2 separate regions of the Homo sapiens genome follow, and region 2 is linked to region 1. Evidence: chromatin contacts called from ENCODE Hi-C or POLR2A ChIA-PET data. All regions are on one chromosome and are shown on one strand. The core of a region is the stretch at or near the end of the contact, and the rest is flanking DNA. Distances in the headings are between cores, read along the strand shown. Region 1 overlaps HDAC4 (histone deacetylase 4). Region 2 overlaps HDAC4 (histone deacetylase 4).

What was found. Hi-C counts contacts between places; a loop is a spot of excess contacts on that map. ChIA-PET counts read pairs that join two places held with the same protein, here RNA polymerase II (POLR2A). Pooled maps may share reads with other maps.
Region 2: a pooled map shows a loop between it and region 1 (3-fold over the local background). The contact joins two enhancer-like sites. A Hi-C loop is called at or near these places in 8 of 168 maps with a recorded cell type or tissue (ascending aorta, dorsolateral prefrontal cortex, heart right ventricle and 5 more), 1 of 37 single-sample maps with no recorded cell type and 13 of 50 pooled maps. POLR2A ChIA-PET finds 5 or more read pairs at or near these places in 2 of 52 experiments (AG04450 and naive thymus-derived CD8-positive, alpha-beta T cell).

Annotation. Positions count from the first base shown.
Region 1 is chr2:239,215,765-239,218,464 of GRCh38, forward strand. All of the region lies in intron 3 of HDAC4 (histone deacetylase 4), which reads right to left. Among named protein-coding and RNA genes, the nearest start is that of HDAC4-AS2, 23 kb to the left of the region's middle. RefSeq lists an enhancer at 1-41. Within about 2 kb of position 1,335, at least 4 of the 41 ENCODE cell types and tissues checked have a DNase peak (open chromatin) inside an H3K27ac peak, as active enhancers do.
Region 2 is chr2:239,321,221-239,323,920 of GRCh38, forward strand. All of the region lies in intron 2 of HDAC4 (histone deacetylase 4), which reads right to left. Among named protein-coding and RNA genes, the nearest start is that of MIR4269, 17 kb to the left of the region's middle. Within about 2 kb of position 1,436, at least 9 of the 41 ENCODE cell types and tissues checked have a DNase peak (open chromatin) inside an H3K27ac peak, as active enhancers do.

The DNA.
Region 1 (2,700 bases), core at 85-2,584:
GCCTCTGCACCGGGCTCCCTGGAGGACGCGGTCATCAGTTCCGCGCAGGCACTGGGGGTCTGCGAATCTTGGTTCATAAAAAATCACCCTGAATAAATAATGAACGGTGCAACCTCTCTGGAAGGCAATTTGATAATGTGTGTTAAAGTCCCCAAGTAAATATTTATGCCATTGGCTGGACTCATAAAAGTTATGATATATTCATAGAATGCACCCAAATTTATTTTAAAATAATAGGTACTTTTAACACATTAAACCCTAATTTGTTTAAAAAATCAAACATATATACTCTTCAGCATATATATGTACATGTGCTTACATTGTATATAGCTTTTACATTTTAATTAGGGCCATATTATGCATGCTTTTCCCCTAGTAATCACTGTGAGCACTTTCCACATCAATGAATATAAAAACGCACGTGTTTATATATATACACACACACACATAGATATTCACACATACTCACATATGTACATGTATATGTAGTATTTATGCGGAAGATTCCATTCAAGAACAAAAATGAAATGTTCTCACACATCTTCCCAGAGAAAAAAAAAAATAAAAGAAAAAGTCTCCAAAAAACCTTGGCACTAAGAGCTGATGTTCTCATGTTCTGACCTTAAAGACAACTGGCGATGAGGAGGAAGACGATGAGGAGGGCGCCCTACCAGCCCTGATCTTGCCCTCTCAGGACACCTGGGGACACAGGTGCTCACTGTCCACACCTGCTGCGCTGCAGACCACTAACAACCAAAACCTTCTGAAGAAGAGAAGGCTTTGTTTAACTGAGTTTTTAATTTTATGTGATGCTGAATATTTATGGTATGAACATCTGAGCCTTTGCTCTTGAACTGAATGTCCTTCCAGGAACACAGCCTCCTTCTCTGGGTGAAGCTCCACCTGCCAGACCCTCCGCCTTCACTCTGCCCTGCTGCACTCCTTCCTCCTGTGGGCTACTTGGGCCCCTGGGAACAGGACTGACCGGGAAGGGTGTGTGTCCTGCCCCTTCCCTGTGCCGGGATGGGAGTCTGGTGAGAAGGGGGTGCACAGGGGTTCCACCCGCCATACTCGGCATCTTTCTAGGCAAGTCAGAATGTGCACAGGAAGGAAGCTCTGACTAAGCTACCTCGAACTATTCTCAACAATTTCTAAATGACACAGTCCCTGGTTTGTCAGAAGAGAAGTAAGTAGCAAAAGACAGGTGACTGCATTCACGCCACTTTCCCTTCCCCCAGTGTAACCCCAAACCCCGAGCCCCCTTACAGCTCTCCTATAGAAAGGGAGCCTCCTTGGCAGACATTCTCACACCCTGGGCCATGGCAGGCTGCGGGCACTGGGCCTAAGGGTGGGCTCAGGAGGACACACCTCCGCAGGGCTCCAAAGGGGACCCGCTGGTGGCAGAGCCTGAACACAGCACAGGCGGTAGCAGGGTCTCCAGGAGCCGGCAGCATCGCTCCCGGAAGCTCTCCAAAAGCAAGAGGCCCGTCGACTCCCCTTCATGGTGGATAATCAAGCGACCAGATCTTCAAACCCAACTTTCCAAAACCTAGTGGTTAACCTAAAATTCCTCGCATTTTAAATGGAAATGGTAATGAAACTGAAATTTGGGGGAAGAAACTTAATGTATCTGTTTTCTCATTTTTCTCAGTGATAGAATCAGTAACCATTTTAAGGCTAATAACTTGATAAATGTCAGTCTAAATATATTATTTATATGTTATAAAGAGAATCACCAAAACTCAAAATAACACTGCAAGTAACAAAATCAGAAGGTTGGAGAAAAGAGACGGCAGAAAGTGTCTGTGCCGACGGGCTACTCTCTCACATCGTCTGAAGGTGCTGGAACAGGAAAGCACAGTTTAGGGAAAGCGTATGAGCTCATAAGAGTTCACACAATAAGAACTAAAAAGAGAGCACGGCCTTCCAAATCACCAGAAGGAAAAGAAACCACACACACCAGACCAAATAAAAGGTAAGAAAGCCCATATCCAAGAAGTCAAATAGGAAACAAAACAAGAAGCATTCACAACAGAAAACAGGGTCGGGCACAACAGCTCACGCCTGTAATCACGGTGCTTTGGGAGGCTAAGGCGGGAGGGGGATCGTTTGAGGCCAGAAGTTTGAGACCAACCTGGCCAACATCATAAGACCCCATCTTTCCAAAAAATTAAAAAGTCAGCCAGCAGTGGTGACACGTGCCTGTGGTTCCAGCTACTCGGAAGGCTGAGGCAGGAGCACTGCTTGAGCCTGGGAGGTAGAGGCTGCAGTGAGCCATGATCATGCCACTGTACTCCAGCCTGGGCGACAGAGTGAGGCCCCAGCTCAAAAAACAAAAACAGATAAACAGAATATAAAATTGGATGAAAATTTTAGGAGAAATATGTCCATTTTATCAACATTCATAAATAACACAGAGTCACATGAAAATTACCAGATTGGATAAAAAACAGGACTGAACAATCATTATATTAAAAACAAATCCATACTGGTACCAAAACAGAGATATAGATCAATGGAACAGAACAGAGCCCTCAGAAATAACACCGCATATCTACAACTATCTGATCTTTGACAAACCTGAGAAAAACAAGCAATGGGGAAAGGATTCCCTATTTAATAAATGGTGCTGGGAAAACTGGCTAGCCATATGTAGAAAGCTGAAACTGGATCCCTTCCTTACATCTTATATAAAAATTA
Region 2 (2,700 bases), core at 186-2,685, 110 kb after region 1:
TTTGGAAGGTGAAGGTGGGCGGATCACGAGGTCAGGAGATCGAGACCATCCTGGCTCACACGGTGAAACCCCGTCTCTACTAAAAATACAAAAAATTAGCCGGGCGTGGTGGCGGGCGCCTGTAGTCCCAGCTACTCAGGAGGCTGAGGCAGGACAATGGTGTGAACCCGGGAGACGGAGCTTGCAGCGAGCCGAGATAGCGCCACTGCACTCCAGCCTGGGTGAAAGAGCAAGACTCCGTCTCAAAAAAAAAAAAAAAAAAAAAAAAAAAGGTTAGCTTACATTTTTCTGTGTTTTGAGCCAATCTTAAATAAGGTGAACGTGTGTAAATGTTGGAAAAATATTACATTATCCCTGAAGGAGTAGCAGCTTTCAACAATTACCTAACTGGGTCCTTTGTGGGGTTCTCAGAAGTTCTTCCTTTTAGTGACAACCAACTCATGCTGCTTCCTGTCAGAGTACAGGATGCTTTTCTTCTAAGGTCTGACATTTTATAGTTACTTGCTCTGGCCCAGTCAAAGCCCTCCAAAGCCCTGCCATAGAGCACAGAACATCACAGCTCCCGCCCACACCAGGACTTCCCCTAGACACTGGCTTCATCATTCTCAGGGCAGCATCTATCCCTGATGGCACATCCGGTTGTTAAGGGGGAGGGTCTTCACTGCGAGTCGTCCAGGTTCTTGACATGTTGAACAAAGAATTGGACAAAACACACAAACAAAGCAATGAAAGAATGAAGCAACGAAAGCACAGATTTGTTTAAGCGGAAGTACACTCCACAGAGCAGGAGCAAGCTCCAGAGCAAGCTGCTCAAGACTCCCACTTGCAAAATCTTCTGGGGGTTAAGTACCCTTTAGAGGTTTCCTACTGGTTACACCCTATGTAAATGAAGACTTGGCTCATGACCAATCAGAGGCCAAAGTGAAGTTACACCCTATGCGAATGAAGACTTGGCCTGCAACCAATCAGGGGCTGAAGTGAAAGCTCAGCCTGCAACCAATCGGATGCTGAAGTGAAGGCCCCCTGTCTCCAGATCCTATTCTACTGCCTTGCAATGACAAGTTTAGGGGAGTAAAGCCTTACACTTCAGAGCGCAAGCTCACTGGTTAAGAGTCAGTTGCTTGGCACAGCCCCTTGGGCCAGTGACTTCCTTTCTCAATGCCTCTGTTTTCTCATCTGTAAAATACAGATGATGTAAGGTTAGTAGGACCCATCCGTAGGCTGTTGTGGGGATCACAGCTGTAAATATGTAGAAAACACTTAGCAAAGTGCCTGTGCAGGGCAGACTCCATCACTGCCAGCCATATTTACCATTATGTAGTTGTTTATTTACCCATCTACTGTTTGACTTTCCCACTGGCACTGGGTGTGGCAATGGGTGGGGGCTTTTCCTGTGTGGTTCACCAGTAGACCCCAGTGCTTACAGCAGCCTGGCATGTAGCAGATGCTCACAAGAGGTGTCTTGACTGGCTGAGTGCTGGTGTGTGGACGGGAACCAGCCTAAGGAAAGCACTCTTGAGACTCTTCATCCTGCCCGGGTGTGGGTAGCCTGGGTCTGTCACTCGGCCCCACACCCGGGGCCCCACTCCTGGCTTCGATAAGCGACGTCACCAATGTCTGCCCCAGCACCTGGACAGACTCTTGTGGCCCTTCCTTCTCGGGAAGCCCAGAAAGAACTGCAGTGACTGAGACAAACCCAGCGCTGCTGCGGGGTGTGTGGAGGCATCTTGCCATAGTGGGTGGGGTGCACGTGCCACAAACGGCTCACTCTTGATGATGAGGGTGACTCACGCATCCCCTTGTCCCCACAGTTCTGTTTCTTGGACTTTATCCTAACAAAACAATCATGATAAGAACAACCAGCCCCAAACATAAAGACACATGTGCAACAATGCTCGCTGAGGTGTTATTTACTATACAAAAAATTTAAGTCCCATTAACAGAGGATTTTTAAATACTGAAATATTACGGAGCTACAAAAAAATCCCATTGCTGTTCTATCGTGTATGTAATAGGTACAGGTATGGACATGGGGAGACAAAGAGGGAAAGAGAGAAAAAGAGAGAGAGCTCCTGCTTGAGAATCTACAAAATGTCACCTGTGACTTTCTCTGAACTGTGTGCCTCCCAGCTAAATGTGGTCTGGCAGGGTAAAGAGAGCATTTTCCTTTCTTTCATCTTTCAGCATTGTTGGATGTTAAGTAAAGAAAAGACTACATCTTAACTTTTGAAACTGGGGAAGGGGAGTATTTTCCCATTTATTTAATAAACTGCTTTCATCCAACAAAATCAAAGCAATAAATGGGGCAGATCCTCGGAGAGCCTGTGTGTGGAAGGCACTGTGCAGTGCTAGGTGAGAGAGGAGGCGTCTGGGAGCTCAGGCCACGCCCTCCAAGAACCCGCGGCCAACGACTTAGGTGTGTGCGCCTGGAAAGTGCTTCTTCACGTGTGGACATGGGAGAGGTAATGCTGAATTCATGTCTCCGCCCAATCTGGATTTAAGGAGGAAGATGCCGGTGAGAGCTCAAAAAGCATCCCCTGTCACGGGGCCCCGGGGCAGCCAATCACACACACCTGGGGGCCTGCACAGGGAAAAAACGCTGCCACTCAAGCAGGCAGAAGCGCCACAAAAACATTCATTTTTATTTTTTCTAAAAAAAGACAAGAACATCCATTGCTGTTGAAATATTTAACTTAAAAA